Linked DNA regions of Homo sapiens: region 2 is linked to region 1. A link is a loop called in an ENCODE intact Hi-C map of the cell type or tissue named here. Cell type or tissue: IMR-90. All regions are shown on one strand. Links, peaks and the distances in the headings refer to the core of each region. The heading gives the core; the rest is flanking DNA. Region 1 has its middle 17 kb from the start of LINC00161. Region 2 overlaps LTN1 (listerin E3 ubiquitin protein ligase 1).

Region 1 (9,059 bases), core at 3,270-5,769:
AAAATAAATTAGGGAGCTATTAGGATTTTTCAGAGTTTCGGATCTCTGGTTTAAAATCTGCTAGAATATTGCAAAGTAAATATCCATAGGCTTAGAAGAAGAAACTAAAAATTGTTGCAATTGATGGAAAAGAGCATTCTTTTCATGTGATACTTCAGATAAATTATTAGTGAGAATGAAAATTTTAAATCTAATTTAACTTGTAACTGAAGATAAAGTGATAGAATGTATAAACAAATATATCCAATTCTAAACAAATCATGAACCACTTTCAGTTTCTTGTATGACCTCCCTAAAATACAGAAATGTCAGAGGAAACATTAAATGCCACTATATAAATGTGCATTTAATTCATATTTCTACAAAACTGATTTGTATGAAAAGTTAAATCTTTTTGAAAAAACCGTTCCCCGAGATTCTTTAGCTCTAGATGTACTAAAATTTATATTTTGAAATAATTTATCAGAAAATAAATTCATTAAAAGTATAAATTGTGTTGTACCAATAAATAAATTCCCAGATAAGCAAGCCAGAAAAATTATGCAATGAATCATTATATCCCACCAATAAAGTTTTATAACATATTCTGTTGTCACCAAAAATATTACTGTTTGCATTTATAAGTTTATGTTTACTCATTTATTACTATTGCCCTTATTGCATGTTATAAATAAAATATTTTTACATGAAAAGGCTTTATATTAAGGTTTTGGTCCAGTTTTGCTAAAATATAAATTCCAAAACCCTATGCTGAATTAAGTGTGAATCCACTGTTATGCCAACCATTCGAATCAGAATCACCTGGAATTCTTATTAAATATACAAATCCCTTGGCCTCACCCCAAACCTATTCTGTCAAACCCCCTTGGGAAGGCAGGGCTGCAGGGAAACATGAGCATTTGCCTTTATAATGAGCTCCCAAAGTTCCTTTAACCACACTTCCTTTATTTGCTTTTTGAAGAAAGGGCACTGCGTGTTAATTTTGCATTTTCCCCCACAAATTATGTAGCAGGCTCCACCTGAGAGGAAGTAAACTTTGAGATCATTTTATGACTGAGAAGACTGAAATCCATGAGGGTTGAATGGCTCAGCCGTGATTTCAAAGCTAGCTATGGAGAACAAATTTCTAGACTTTGAATTTGAGAGGATAGAGCCTGGAGCTGATCAAGAACCCACTTAGAAACCTCCAAATTATTAGAAGATATGGATCTGCTCCTTAGAGCTAACTTTCCTGGGTAATCAAGACCACAGGGAAACAGAGACGCAGCTGAGGGTGCACAGTAAGCAGCCAGAGCATAGAAAACAAAGAAGGGGATGCTCTGCCAGCCTGCCATCCAATAGGGAAATGAGTCATTGGACTTAGCCAGATCTACTGATCCTTTTCTTTTCAGTGAACACTTGCAAAAACAAATCTCAAGCAAGAATGGATCAAATAAACGTTTTCTTTAAACACTTTCATGGTAAGGGTGTGGTGAAATTGTAATCCTTGTGGATCGTTGGTGAGAATGTAACATGCTGCAGCCACCATAGAAAACAGTTCAGAGTCTCCACATAGAATTACCACATGATCCAGCAATTCCATGACTAGACATAGACCCCAAAGAATTAAAACAGAGGCTCAAACAGACCAATGTTTGTAGCAGTATTATTCACAATAGCCAGTTAGAAACCCAAGTATCTATCAACAGACGAATGAATAAACAACACGCGGTATACACATAAAATGAAGTATTATCTAGCCACGTACAAGAATGAAATCCTGATGCATGTTACAATATAGATAACTTTGAAAGCATTATGCTAAATGAGATGGCAGACACAATATTGTATAACTTCATTCATATGAGGTACCTAGAATGGTGAAATTCACAAAGACAGAAAGTAGAATGGAGGTTACCACAGGCTGAAGTGGGGGGAATGGGGATTTATTGTTTAATGCGTACAGAATTTCAGTTGTGATCATGAAAAAGCTCCGGAAATAGAGACCAGTGATTATCACACACCATGGTAAATGTACATATTGTCACTGAATTATACATTTAAACATGGTTAAAATGGTAAGTTTTATGTTATATGCATTTCACTACAGTAAAAAATAAACTATGATAAGATATAAATAATTTTTTTAAAAAACTCTAGGCCCCTACAAAACATATTGTCTGGGTTCCAGATTATTTTCATTTCCTTATCAATTTAATATCTCAGAAATTAAAATCAAAGTTCTAAAAATATCCCCAATCTTTATTGACATTTGAGTGCCCAAAGGCAATGGTAAATCCAATTTATAGTAGAACTGATTTGAAGAATATTATGAACAAATGAGAAATGTGAGAACATTTAACTGTCTCAGAATCATTGAATTTTAGAGTTAGAGAGAACTTCAGATATCTTGTTCAATGTTTTCCAAAATGTATTTCACTGACCACTCATCCCACAATATATTCCATCATAAAAGGGTTCTATGCCAAGTCATCATAAAGAGACTACACTTTATTTTTTTATTATTTATTTATTTTTTTGAAACAGGGTCTTACTCTGTTGCCCAGGCTGGAGTGCAGTGGCCCCATCATGGCTCACTGCAGCCTTGACCTCCCTGGGCTCAGGTGATTCTCCTGCCTCAGCCTCCCAAGTAGCTGGGACCACAGGCATGCGCCACCATACCCAGCTAATTTCTGGGCCTGGGTTGGCTTCTCTCTAGCTATTTGACTTTAGGTGAATCACCCCAACCTTCTGATTTCCAGTTTTCTCATTAGCAAAATGAATGGGTTGAATTAGATCAATGTTTCCTCCAAAAGGACCTGTGATTAAATGAGTTTGGGGGGAAAGGAGGTAAAAATAAGCAGTGGTCTATACTGCGTTGATTCTGAAACCATTTCCACAGAGTCATCCACCACAGATTTACCCAGTATATTTGGAGAGAGGGGGGTTTGTCACGTTGCCCAGACTGGTCTCAAACTCCTGGGCTCAAGCTATTTGCCCTCCTGTAGACATCAGCAAATCAGCCCTGTGCATTTTAAATAAACCAGACCTGTTTTGCATGCCAGTGATTCTCAAATTGTAAAGAACACAGTAATCACCTGGGGGTCTTGCAGAAGTGCAGATTCTGATTAAGAAGGTCTGGGTGGAATCCAGGAATTAGCATTTTTAACAAGCTCTCAGGGCTGCTGCCGCTGTTGGTCCTGGATCATATATTCTGAGACAAGGCTAGAGAAGGCACTGCAACCTCGGACAGCACAGGGGTGAGAGTGTGCAGGTAGGTAGGGCCATACCAGTTGTGAAAATATTGACATACTTCCATGCTGACTGATAAGTAACCACTGAAGGAGCATCCAGACTCCCCAGGATCCAGAAACAAATACCAGATTCCACTTGGGGGTGATATGGTTTGGCTGTGTCCCCACCCAAATCTCACCTTGAACTGTAATAATCCCCATGTGTGAAGGGTGGGGCCAGGTGGAGATAATTGAATCATGGGGGTGGTTTCCCCCATACTCTTCTCGTGGTAGTGAATAAGTCTCATGAGATCTGATGATTTTATAAGTGGGAGTTCCACTACACAAGCCCTTCTTCTTGCTACCATGTAAGACATGACTTTCCTCCTCCTTCACTTCTGCCATGATTGTGAGGCCTTCCCGGTCATGTAGAACTGTGAGAATTAAACCTCTTTCCTTTATAAATTACCCAGTCTTGGGTGTGTCTTTATCAGCAGCATGAGAACAGACTAGTAGAGGGGGTCTCAGAGCCACTTCAGAGTTGCAGCCAGCATTCATTCTGATTGGTCAATGACAGGCTGAACAGTTGTTTACTGTTTAAAGTAGGTTACCCTGGAAAAGGTCTTACCAGACAGGCAGCTCCCAGTAAATCTGTGGTGGATGACTCTGTGGAAATGGTTTCAGAATCAATGCAGTATAGACCCCTGCTTATCTTTACCTCCTTTTCCCCCAGACTCATTTAATCACAGGTCCTTTTGGAGGAAACATTGATCTAATTCAACCCATTCATTTTGCTAATGAGAAAACTGGAAATCAGAAGGTTGGGGTGATTCACCTAAAGTCATATAGCTAGAGAGAAGCCAACACAGGCCCAGAAATCTGTTCTTCTCACTCTCACAGTCATGCCCAATTGAGTTTTCCTAATATATAAGATGGTTTAGTTCAGCAATTGTAGAAGAGGGATAACCTATAAAGCTTATATTGCAAACCAGGTAAACTATCTGAATTAGCATTACTTTAAAGAAGAATCTCTATTTCTTTAACTCCAAACCCTCAGCTACGAAATATATTTTTATCAGGGTTATAGAGGTATTATGTGAAAATTCTACTGTATCTAAAATCTTCAGGTCATGCTGTCCAAAACCCCTCACCAGAGATGCAGAATTGAGCTAAAGTGACTTGCTTAATGTCACCAGCACAATGGCTATTTAGTGACAAATCCAAGACCAGTACCCAGATCTCTTTACTCTCATTGTGGAGCTTGTTTCTGCAAACCGCAACTGGATTCACTTTAGTTTTCTAAAGGAAGTATCTGAATGAATGACTGTTTAGCACAGCCCAAGCTGCTGTGTAACTAGGTCACTGAATACAAGTTTACTTTTCTTAAGAACAAGGTGTGAACAACCACCATCTGAGCATGAATGAGACCTGCAATGGTGTACTATAGGCTTGAGGAAACTGCCCTCTGCTGGGATGCAGTGATGCTGCCTTTCACCATACCTTTAAAAGAAGGACTGAACTATTAAATATTCCCCGAGGTTCAATGAGGAATAAAGGAGGCACGCAGAGATATTGGTACACGGAAGCAAAACGTTTTGCCATATGCCTTCTTAGAAAATTATTTTCCAGCTGCAGTCAAATTCCCTTTAACAACTGCATCTGCATTTGTAACCCCTACGCAGCATCCCGGCTGCTCCACGATGGCCTTGGGGGATATCTGTTACAGGGCTGGATGCCCTCTTATGAGAAATCTGGGAGTTGTATGCCCTGATTCTCACCCACCTCAAACCAAGAGGACACAGTGGTTACCGTTGTGTGTTACCAGATAAGGTTACAGAAGGGATCAGAGAGGTGTCTGTGATTCAGTTCAAGGCCAAGGTAATTGCTACAACTTCAGCACTGAAGCGTTTTACAAAGGAAATAGCACCATCAGGTTGCAACACTGGTTTTCCTGTTCAATCTTAAAAAGGAACTGCCCTCAATAAATCATCTTCCTAATGGAAATGACAGAATTATTCTCCCAGGAGGACAATACAAACCACACATCCCTCTTAATAGGAAGGAAACACAGAGCCACAGCTGCCTGGGAGGATCCAAGGCTTCCAAGGGATTTGTTTCCCCTTTGTCCCTCTGAGGTCACTTTTTACAAATTTTCTAAGTCATTGTTTACATGTAAACATAGACCCCCATCTCCTCAAATATGTTGTCTGTTTCATTTTTTTCTAAAAACTATGTCTATGGTTAATGTAAGGGAAAAAAATCATCATATATCTAAAGCAAAAAGTAAAGTTGTAAATCAGAGTAAGGTATGTTTTTGTTAATAATGCCAATAAAATTAAATGCAAAAAAACAGAGTGGTAGCTTTTGGAGAAGACTGTGTGATTATCTCTCCTTCTGCGTTTGTCTTATTTTTAAATATTGTATATTTTTATAATTGGATTATAAAATTCTTGTTATTTAAAATCATTTATTCGATCATGTATAATCTACCACAAGGGTTTGATGCATACCAATATCACTAGCAACTTTTAAAAGTGGAGCAGAAATATATAGATCATATAATGGGATTTTAAAACCAGAACTAATAATTCACTTTCACGTTCTCTATCAATTGCATTACGTTTATTAAGAATTAGTAATAAACTTTGCATATGGCATTTGGCAAAGAAACTTCAATTCATTTCTTTAAAAATGAATTTGTTAGAACTCCAGGTTTCTTTTCCAATCAAAACTTTAGGAAATGCCACTCCCAAACCAACTGAACAGCCAGGCTTTTGGTTTCTGAGAAATTCTTGCCCAGGTCACCAGAGAATGAAAGGTCAACTTTGAGGAAGTTTCTGGAACAAGGAAGAATATCAGTGAAATTGGCTGGAATTTTTTGAGCGGTGAAAAAAAAAATCCCTTGACTATTAAGTAAGCTATATGTGAGTAAGGTCACCGTTTTATCAAATTCATCCTGGGCATTTGGTCAGATCCTTTGAAACTTTTTCCCATGGTTAACATTCTATTTTGTTGCATTTTTGGCATGATGACTAAGAGATTTGGGGCACTGGCCCAAAAATCATAATTTTTTTTTGTTGTTGTTGTTATAACAAATTAATAAATTAGAGGAAATAGGTGTTCTTTTTTTTTTTTTGGAAATTCACAATGAATAGCCTACTTTGGGGAGAAAAACATCACAATTTGTTACATGTTCTTTTTGCATTCTTAATTTTTATTTTTTCTGCCATGATAAATCTTATGGAGCTCTTAAACAGAAGCGTTTTCCAAATACGGTTCTTAAGACCCTACAGTTTTCTCCCGCTTCCATCTAAAGATCTGCATGAAGCCAAAGTTTCTTTATATGTTTCATCCAAAATAACATGTTGTAATAGACTGAATGCAGAAGCAGATAAAAGAAATTGTCTTCTATTAAGCCAGACATAAAAGATTTTCAAAAATGTGAAACAATGACGTTTTCTCACTTTCCTTGTTTCAAAAAATAGTTACTTTTCACAGAAATATGTCATTTATGGAAATAAATTTAGTATTTTTCATTAATTGCTTTTGTCCATTACTATTATTTGTAATGTATTAGTAAATACATATTTTTTATTTTCTCAATATTAATTTCAAATACAGTAAATAGCAACAGAAAGAACCAACCGAAATAGAAACTCTTTGGGATCCTCAAATTTCTAACAATGTAAGAAGGTCCTAAGATCAAAAAGTATGAGAATTTCTAAGATAGAGAAGCCCCTTCCTTTTTAAGTTTCATGTACACGTTTCTGGCGGGAATAGAGCCTGTACTATATCTCTGCACAACTCTCAGAGATACTTCTTTGAACCTTTGAGATTTTAAATAGACTATTAGGGTTGACCACCCTGCTCTCAAACAATGTGTAAGGGTATTTACAATCTGTAACCCTGCTATAAGTCATAAATAAAATGGAGCTAGTGAAGAGAACTTTTTATCTGGGGTAATCAATAGGTGCTGAATTTAAGAAGACAGCAGCATTGTCCTCAGGCATAAAAGGCAAATAAAAACAAACGCACACATCCCATCATGCAGGAGTTTAAACACCACGTATAAGTATATTTCCATATCTTAATTGATGAATTTATGATCTATTCTGTACAGATATTCTGATTTATACTAAATATAAGCCAGTTTAGCCCCCCCGAAGCAGCTCAATACATGCCTAATTTTGTATCACACGCTGTAGAACCAAACTCCTTCTTTCTATTAAACTACTACTACAGGCTTCATTTATGTTGTTATCCTTGCCTAAAAAAATGCCCCCTATTCTTTCCTTTACTTTCAAAGCTCAAGCTAAGTTGTACCTTCCTCTACCAAGATTTCCTTGATAAAATTCAATGAAATAAACTGTTTGCAAACATGGCCCTAATTCTCTACATCTCCCTGTATCCATACCCTTTCCAGGTGGCTTTAAAATTTCTCTCATCGAAAAGTAGAGTCTGTTTTCCTATTCTTTGAAACTTAGCCTACCTTGTGATTCACTTTGTCCAGTAAAATGTAATGCAAGTAACAGCATACTAGTTTTAAGCAAAGACCTCTCTCTCTTGCTCCTTTGTCTTCCTCACAAGAACGAGATCACAAGAGCAGTTGGAAGATGACAGACCACATGGAGCAGAGCCTTATCATCCAGGTTGAGGCCATTCTAGAACAGCAAACTCCAGCTGGCCTACCATTTGACTGAAGATGTGTGAATCAGCCAAACCAAGAGCATATATTTCTGGCCTAGGTGAAAATAACCAACTAGCCAAACTATAAACTTGTGAGAAATAATAAATAATTTTTGTTTTAAACCACTAAGTTTTTGAATGGTTTGCTATGCAGCATTATTTTAGCAATAGATAACTGATTTGCTAATCCTCTAATTTCCCCAGAGAATGAACCATATATCTGCAATGAGTCCTAGACATTTTTCCTTCATTATATACTGTCTTAGGCTGTGAATTGGTGTTTCTGAACTACTTGAGAGACTATAGTACACCTTAGCTTTCCTGTTTTTGGCTCAATAGATATCTAATTGGTACATGGAGCAATTGGGAAACTTAAATTTCTAGACATAGAAGGATTCTTCAAAATTACTAATTTCTTACCTGACATACATTTTCCCCTGAAATTACAATTTTAAGGAAATTTGTCTTTTAAGGAACGAATTTATCTTTCTTTTGCTTATTTTTCCTCCAAGACTCAATCTCCATGAGTTCCAAGACTCAATGAGTATGCAGAATTTATAACCACACAACTACAGCTTGATCTGCCAGAAGAAAACATTTTCAATTTAATCGCTTTCTCATTTCTATCACTGAAATTCTAGAGCTCTGTAATCTACTGTCTCCATCATTTTTGTTATTAATATTATTTTGGAAACTGTTCAAAAAGAAAGCGAGTCACTTTGCCTGAAAGGCAATTGGCTCCTGCTCCAGGGTGGCCTCAAGATGCTACCTCTCAAGAACACTCTGTTCATTCCCTGAAAACTTGTGCCATGAGCAGCCAATGACAAAGATGCAAAGCTTGTCCTCCAGAACCTCACATTTCTTTTTCTGTCTGCCTTTACGCCTTTCTGGTCACTTATCTCCCCAACATCCTAAAAAATTCAATGCCTTAAGCCTTTTTCTGAATAACAGAAGTCCCACAATGTGAAAACTATTCTCCCTTCAAAATGCTCCATGACCGAAAGGTGATTTGCCTTCTTCCCTGAGTCCTTACCAAAGTCATGATCCTTACCAAAGTGTCATTTATCTCACCTCGGTGTCTGGTAGAAGAATTTTATTAGAATTATTCATGTGAATAAGTGGTAGCTTAATAAACTAACTAGAACAATCATTTGCATAAAG
Region 2 (9,059 bases), core at 1,402-3,901, 420 kb after region 1:
CACCAACATGATGCTTAAAGGAAATGCTCCTGGAGCATTTCAGATTTTCGGATCTGGGATGCTCAACCAGTAAGTGTAACAAAAATATTCCAGAATCTGAAAAAATCTGAAATCAGAAACACTACTGGTCCCAGGCATTTTGGATAAGGGATACTCAACCTGTAAAAGAACACAATGACATTATATGGCTCCTGAGGTAAGACACTGAGAACACATAACAACTTGTGCAGTAAGTACTATTGCTAAAAATTAACCACAATCTAATGAGGAAACGATCAGACAAATTCACATTGTATGACAGGCTAAAAACAGCTGGCCAAAACAATGACAAGAAAGAAAAGAAAGGTATAGAAATTATAGGTTAAAGAAACTAAAGAAATATGACAAGCAAATACAAACATGATTCTTGATTGGATCTTCAATAGAGAAGAAAATAAAACTATAGAGATATTACTGGGACAACTGAAAGTATCTAAATAAAAATTAGATATTATTGCATCAAAATTAAATTTCTTGAGTATAAAAATTATATTATGCTTATGTAGAAACATGTCCGTGATCTTAGGAGATATATGCTTAAATACTTTTGGTAAAGCATCAAAATATCTGCAACTTACTTTCAAGTAGATCAGCAGAAAAAAAGTAAATACAGAGAAAGTATGTGCAAATGTAGCAATATGTTAAAAGATGTATGTAACTTTTTTATCTAAAAGAGTATGTGATTTTCCATTGAATTATTCTTCCAACTTCATTGTTTAATTTTTCAAAACAAAAAGTTAGAGATTTTTAAAAAATTAATCACCAATATCAATGGACTTTTAAAAACACACATATACGACCCAGCAATCCCACTCCAAGGTATACAACACAAGTGAAAACATATTTCAACACAAAAGCTCGTACACGAATGTTCACAGCAGCTTTATTTTCAATAGCCAAAAAAAAGGAAACAACCTAAATGCCCATTAATGGATAAACAGATAGATAAACAAAATGTGATAGATCTACAAAATGGAGTATTATTCAGCCACAAAAATAAATGCAATACTTATGATACATGCTTCAATTTGATAATCTTGAAAATAATATACTAAAATAAAAGCCAGACACAAAAGACCAGATATGTGAAATGTCCAGAACAGGCAGATGCATAGAGACAGAACACAGTTTAATGGCTGTCAGGAGCTGCGGGGTTTGAGAGGAAATGGGAAGTGATTGCTATCAATTACAATGGGATGTTGAAAAGGTTCTAAAATTATATAGTGGTTAACAGTTGCACAACTCTGTGAATACAGTCAGCCCTCCACTTCCATGGGTTCCACATCTGAGAATTCAACCAATCGCAGATTGAAAACATTTGAGGGGCAAAAAAAGTGATTTAAAAAAACCAATACAACAATAAAAATACTAAAAACTTTAATACAGTATAGCAACTATTTCAATAGCATTTACACTGTATCAGTGATAACTAATCTAGAGATGATTTTAAGTAGTATACAGGAAGATGTGCATAGGTTAGATGCAGATACTATATGCCATTTTATATAAGGAACTTGAGTATTCGCTGGGGTGGGGGTCATGGGAGGGAGCCTGGAAACAATCCCCAGCAGATATCAAGGGATGACTATATACTAAAAACACCAAACTGTGTATGCTAAGTGGGTAAATTTTATGGTATGTGCAATATCTCAGTAAAGCTTTATAAAACAGACACAAAAACATACACATGTACATATACAACTTTTTCCAGTTCAATCTGATTTGCTAGTTTTTTTGAGAAAAAAGTTAACCCATGATTTAGGAACATTTAAAGTTTTCCGAAGAAAAATTCTGTTTATTTCAGGATTCATCTAATTAGTATTACTTAGTGGGTTATTCTGGTTTATCTGCCCACAGCTCAGTTCAAGTTTCAGACTCAATAATAATAAATGCTGCCGTATAATTTTGCACCCTAACCCAATCCCAGCTTAATGAAAAAGGTGACACATGGCCATTTTCCTAATTTCTGAATATAAAATGAGAACAAAACTCTTATACACAAATGCCTCAATCTGCTGCTATTTTTTAAAGATCAACAATATTTTAAGAAATTGATGTAAAAGCCAAATAAGGAGCTCTTGAAATATATCATCAGCAAATAAAACTAGCTTAAGTCACAAAAATAAGTGACAGGCCTAAAGAGAAAACTAATCTATTTAACAGCTAGATCAATGCTGCTTCTGTGATTTGACTTTTCCCCACAGATATACAAATGCAAAGATGCAAAAATTGATATCTTTGTACCAGGGTATAGGGTATGAGCAACAACATAAATTATAATTTAAAAATTCCAAAAAGTCACATTGGAAATGAATGCCATGAATACTTAATCACACTAAATGATAAACTAAATCTTTTTGTATTGACCTGTCAAAAGAAGGCACATATTTTATTAGGCTAATTCAATCAAAGATTGACAGAGATTTGGATCTTCCTTGTTCTTTTTGAGACAGGGTCTGGCTCTGTCGCCCAGGCTTGAGTGCAGTGGCATGATCTCAGCTCACTGCAACCTCCACTTCCCCGGCTCAAACTATCTTCAAGTGGGGATCCTTCTAACAGAAAAACTAGAGAGATCTTTCCAGTTTCTTCTTGGACAAGGTCTTACTTCCTAAACATGAGACAACAGAGACATCTAGTGGCTGCTAGAATAATTTGGACAAAATATTTCAGATATTTTCACCACTTAGGTAACAGTTTGAATTATTACATAGGTAATGTTTCACAGATCTCTCTCCAAACAGTGATTTTCAAGTAAGGTAAATTTCCAATGATGTATTAAGTTATATCTCCACAACAGAGTGACAAACTGACTCCCTCCGAAAAAAAAACAAAAAACACAAGATCCAATTCTTTTGAAATCATTACTATGATAGTACAAAATTAAATTATATAAATATTATTTCCTGAAATAAAAGAACCTGGTGACTACATTCAGTTAGAAAAAAGTTGATCTGGCCACCTATCAGAGTAATTACTTTTGCTTGGAAGGTAAGGTATAAGGGACAGGAGTAAACTTATTAAGCAGATGGAAGTTAGTTGGATAAAATGAGATTAGGCTGGGCGCAGTGGCTCATGCCTGTAATCCCAGCATTTTGGGAGGCCAAGGTGGGTGGATCGCTTGAGCTCAGGAGTTTGAGACCAGTCTGGGCAACACGGTGAAACCCCATCTCTACAAAAATATAAAAATTAGCCAGGCATGGTGGCTTGCACCTGTAGTCCCAGCTACTTAGTGAGAAGATCGGTTGAGCCTAGGAGGCAGAGGTTGCAGTGAGCCGAGATTGTGCCACTGCATTCCAGCACAGGCAACAGAGTGAGACCCTGTCTCAAATAAACAAAATAAAATAAATTTTAAAAGATGAGATTAAAACATAAGGATTTTCCTTTTATTAAACTGAAAGGAAGGTATTTAGAACAGTATCAGAAGCATATTAGGACAGAACTATCGAAAGTTGTCACATATTTATTTACCTGTGATGATGCAGCTTTGAAGAAAGTTAGTATTAATTTCCAAGTGAGAAGGTATCCCAGAACATAACAGAAGTCTTCACTCAGTGGTTTAATAGTAACTATCTGTCCAACAGGAATACACCCCAAAACATTTTCTAGTAAGTCCTCTTGAATGCTAAGAAGAGACATCAGTGCTGCTGGTGGTGACCTAAGAATCAATGATTAAACACCACAAGTTTTCTTTATAATTCATTCCTTAACAAATTGACAGTACTTGTAAACTTCAAGCATTTTAGAAAAATTTCTCTGTTTTCCAAAAAACGTTTTAAAAATTCCCCTCTATTGAGCCAATTTTAACTCCTAATCTCACATAACAGTAAAATAAAAAAGACATATTATAGCACTTGAAGGAAAGACATTTTTAGAAAACGTCTCTTTCAATTTTCTAAGTGAAAAAAAATCACACACCCAGAGAAGCCAAATGATGAGTCCAACGTCTTTCAGTTAGTAGGGGAAACTGTTAGGGATTCTAAATCCTACCCGGCCTTTTATCATCTTATAAAAGACAAAGTGAAGATTAAGACTTCGAACTTTGTCACTTCATTCTAGTTTCTATTTTATTGCATATTATCTACTTAGTACTATTAAGAAATATCACAATGATACTATTAATCGGATAAACACAGAAAATAATTATGTGCCTGTTTAAAAAATCATGATTGTAATCTTTTTAGGAAAATAAATGTACCATTCAGATTAATTCACAACAATGTAAGTTAATTTTCTTCTTTATTGAACTACTCTACTCATTTATACTTTCAGGTGAACTTATGAGATTCTCAAAAAGTAAAATACTTAACTCTCTTCTCCATGATACTCTAGCCTGGTTCTCTCCTTTCACTTCTGTGATCGTTCTTCCCTTGTGGCTTCCTTCTCCCAGCCCACAAGTACAGGCCTTCTCCAAACTTCTGCTCTTAGGTCTTTTCCTTCAACACCTCCATCTCATGTACCCAGCCTTCTATATTCCATACTGATAGTCACTAGATCTTATAAAATACCAGCTCCAAAATCTCTCCACTTTTCACATTGCCCTCCATGCATTGTTATTTAACTTCTGCAATCAGCTCCACCTCTGCTTGCTTCTTTTTACAATTCATGTTTCACATTAGTGTCAGAATCGGCTGGTGGCGCCCTATCTCCTACCAAGTAATGACCAAATCCCCCCAAAAAAGTCATTTTTAAGGCCATTTATTATAGGCCAGGAAGCATTCTGGCCTACAGCATTCTAGCCTATTTCTCTCTCAGAAATAAGAGAGAGAAATTCCTGCCCTCACAGAACTTACATTCCAGTAAAGAAAGATATTATCAATAAAACTATACATTAAGTGGTAACTACTCAATATTCCCCAAGCACATCCTCACATTCATGACTCAGTGCCTTTGTACATGATGTTCTCTTAACTTATGTTGTCTTTCCTGTCCTGCAGAAATGCTACCTAACCTTAAAGGTCCAGTTTAAATGCCTCTTCCTCAAAAGAAAGTCTTCCCTTCCTGATGTACATTAATTGTGCCCTCATACATGCTATCTTATATAGGCCTAACTGACCTTTAAAAAAAAGTTATCTATCCTTTTTCTTAGCACTTATCATATACTATATTTTCCATAACGCTACAGTATCATCTGTATCAGATAAATTCCTTAAGGAAAAGAAAGTGCTCACTAAACACTGCATATTCCCCTCAGCATTTAATTAATACTCTGCACAAAGTGGATGCTCAATAGATACTTGAACCGATACACTCTTTCCACAGCCACCATATGGCCAAAGATAGTTTTACTGAACAGTAGCAAACGGAAAATGTGATTTAAGAACAATTAAGAGAGTGACACAATCTTTTGGGTGAAATCTATATTTCATTTATATCTTACAGATAACTAAAAAGATCTATCTGTAGAATGAATATAACTCTATAGCTTCTGTGCTGCTTCAGTCCTCTAAAGACATTATAAGTGAGATGGATTATAAGAATTTAATAAAACAAATTATTTAAAAAAACCTTACAAGGCTGGCTCTTCTTCTTCATCTCCGTATGACTTTAGATTATCCTGATCATACTGTGGTAATTCAGGCATCAATCTAGAAATTAGAACATTATTTTTAAATATGTGATATTAAACTGTTTATTAAGTCGTGCTCAAGAGCAGAAAGACCAATACTTATTTTATAATGAGTAAATGTTTTAATGAGTTTTCTTTAAAATAACTACTATAGCCAGGACTATTGAAATATAAATTGTGTATAGAGAACAATAACCTAAAAGATGAGGCAACTTAGGGTCCCTATAAGTGAAGCAGTCAGATCTCCTTCTTTTAAAAATTTTACTTTAAATAATTAAAAGTAAAAACTAAGCATATATTCTATTTTTTTAGACCACTGTAACATTGATTCAATTGGATGAATTCTTACTTGTATAGCATATGATAAACAGCAATTTGCACAGGCCTAGCTCTGAAGAGGAGTAATGGGGCCAATGTATTTAACAAAGTCTGGAGATATTCTGGTAAGTTTGTTTTTTGGTCAGCAACTAATCTTGCAGGAAGTTTGTGACTCAATAGCTGTTCCTTTGAGATATACGTTAATGTTTCACACATGGGTTTCAGCATTGCATTCTGAAAGGATGTTTCAGACACATCTTTGTTTTCTCCTAATGACAAAAAGGAAAGAAACATGCACGTCTCAAAAGAAAGTTAGTATAGCTTAAATGATTCACAAACAATCAAATGTCATTTAAGAAAATGAAATAAAAACTAGACATAAACAATAAAGCAGTCTTAACTAGAAACATGAACTGAATATATATTCCAGTTAATCTCAACTGTTTTAATGACTTTTATCTGATCCAGCAAATGTTCAATAGCAAGGTTCTATTCACATCATCCATTCATGTTATCTGAAGTATTATTATTTTAATTTGCAACAGTCATTGGATACCTTGCCATTTTTCAATTTCTGTCTGTAAAGTAAAGCATAGATGATGCTTCTGAGAAGCCAAGCTTTCTCTTCTGGCTTTTTCTTTTACTATTTAGTATTATTTGATTTAAACATCAAAATTTTTGCTTTTGAATTTTTCAGTAAGTCATTTCCAATGAATCAATCTCACTATTATTCCCTTTTTCACTTGCCTGTAACAGTCACCAAAATAGGTAAAAGCAAACTGTGGATGCCTTGGGAAAAAAATTCTTTCCATTCACTGATTAGATTTACAGGAAGATTGCCAATGGTATCCAGAGTTGTGGAATCAAAGAAAGCACTGAGGTCACAGGCCAAATCACAGCTGACACAGGCAAACAGTTGCACAAGTGGAATAGAATACAATGCCTGATTCTCACTTGTTGTCTGAAAAAACAATAAAAATGAAATAGGTAAACAGACTTCTACCAGAACACTACAAATAAAGCCAATATAAAGAAAAGCCCCACTTTCATTTCTTTGAATTTTAAAACGAAAAGCAGTTGAGGTGTGTAATCTCAGGAGAAACATAAAATTTTACATCAAAATAACTTTTTTCTTCAAAATTAAATACCATGAATAGAATCATTAATAAACAATTTATTCTCAAGTACCCTTTTTAATTTCTAACCCATGGAAGGAAACACTAAGTCAGACACATTAAATACACATTTATAATCTTCTCAGTAGCCCTACAAGTTGTAAGTTATTATTTTAAAATAAGAAAATCGGCCAGGCACAGTGGCTCATGCCTGTAATCCCAACACTTTGGGAGGCTGAGGCAAGTGGATCACATGAGGGCAGGAGTTTGAGACCAGCCTGGCCAAAATGGTGAAACCGCATCTCTACCAAAAATATAAAAATTAGTCGTGCATGCTGGTGGGCATCTGTAATCCTGCTATTTGAGAGGCTGAGGCACAAGAATTGCTTGAACCCAGAAGGCGGAGGTTGCAGTGAGCCAAGATCGCACCATTGCACTCCAGCCTAAGCAACAGAGCGAGATTCTATCTCAAATTTAAAAAAAAAGAAAGAAAGAAAGAAAGAAAACTGAGTCTCAAATAGTTTAAGTTTAAAACTCTAAGTCACATAGCTAATAGCAGGCAAAGCAGAGATTCAGACCAATCCAACCCTGACTGACTTGCTGCCTTGGAGCCCACAAGTAATATACCTCTGGTTGCTTTGGGTCAAAAATTACACTAATTCCCTCTGAATCTGCTACTATTTAATGCATTACTCTCACAATATTCACACAGTATGTTTTAGAAATAATCTAATTATAACCAAAAAAGACCAAAATAATTGTCATTAACAGATAAAACCTGAAAGGGCTGTGCTGCAAATATTACAATAAGCTAATGGAGAAGGCATTTTAATAACAGGAGATTTGGTCACTGAATGATGCTGGTAGTCATTAAAAATCTATCATTTTACTATTCTGTCAAATAGTAGCTGGTAAGAAGAACATCTATAAAGTGTTTTAAATTATACAAAGGAACCAATTACAATCATCACTTAAAGAATGAGATTAGTAAATAGTTCTGATGCAAAAGTATGTACAAAAACCCACAAGAGGTGATGACATATCGGGTTAATTTACCTCCAACCAAGCCAACATGGAGCACATGATGAAGTCCCACTCACTCTCTGCCAAAGGGGATGAGCAGTATTTCAGAAATAGGGAAAGAAACCGGATTATTTCTATATTTACACCCAGTACCTCTGGACTTGCTTCTGATAGATTACTGTGATAAAGATAAAAACAAAAGACAATAAAAGATTATATTGACATTCAATTAGAAAGTATGCTACTTTAAATCTTACATACTTATTTATAACTGACTTAAATGTCTACCATAATTTCTCTACAAAATTGTGACACAGATACGTAATCTTTGTCTGAATTGTATACTGAAGGAAAAACATAGTATAAAGTATCACCTACCAACTGAAAAGAAAAATATCTTCATGCTCTTTCTTCCAGGATATTATGATTTTTAATATTCCATGTAATAGCTCTCCATCATCTATACTTTTGGTTTGCAGACAAGAATTGAAAATGGCAAGATGTCCAAAACCTCCTAAAGTAAAATTCAAAATGAAAATTAAAAATATTTAAGAACTATATCGCTACTATTAAAAAAAAGTCCACTTTGAGAAGTAAAAGACTTTCTTGAGAAGTGTTCAGGTTAAGAACTCTAATAATGACTTTTATCTAAGAGTCAACAAATGAGCTTATAAGCTCCAAAGGGCAGAGACCCTGTCTCCAAACCCAGCACCTAGCACACAATAGAGAATTTGGGGGAGGAGAAAGAGTGAATGATGCTGTAATTTAAACTGACTTATGCTGTTTTTGTTTTGGTTTCTTAAGTGCAGGACATATTCAGCAAACTCATCATTCAAATAAAAAAAACCCTACAGCTACAGAGTAGCTGGAAACAGCAAATGGAAAATAGAACATACTGTTTCATAATTTATACATTCATTCACTCAATAGCAGCTAGTACATGTGGTAAACTCTGATGTGGACTCACTCTTTAGAATCTCTACCATTCCTCAAAATCC

Evidence for each region. Peaks named below come from ENCODE experiments on the same cell type or tissue, not always from the same donor. Only the 100,000 strongest peaks of a DNase experiment are listed, where the experiment ranks them.
Region 2: a loop joins it to region 1, with 11 times the contacts of the local background. A loop is called at or near these places in 28 of 110 quality-filtered maps.

The regions. Positions count from the first base shown.
Region 1 is chr21:28,517,477-28,526,535 of GRCh38, forward strand. No RefSeq gene overlaps it. Among named protein-coding and RNA genes, the nearest start is that of LINC00161, 17 kb to the right of the region's middle. In IMR-90, for the core only: a CTCF peak has its summit at 4,685 (motif pointing left); a DNase peak (open chromatin) is centred at 4,645; H3K27ac peaks cover 199 bases.
Region 2 is chr21:28,937,713-28,946,771 of GRCh38, forward strand. LTN1 (listerin E3 ubiquitin protein ligase 1) reads right to left here. Exons shown (of 30, transcript NM_015565.3): 20 at 8,440-8,575; 21 at 8,095-8,239; 22 at 6,671-6,884; 23 at 5,955-6,192; 24 at 5,550-5,624; 25 at 3,508-3,694. Among named protein-coding and RNA genes, the nearest start is that of LTN1, 51 kb to the right of the region's middle. In IMR-90, for the core only: a CTCF peak has its summit at 2,667 (motif pointing left); a DNase peak (open chromatin) is centred at 2,649; H3K27ac peaks cover 227 bases.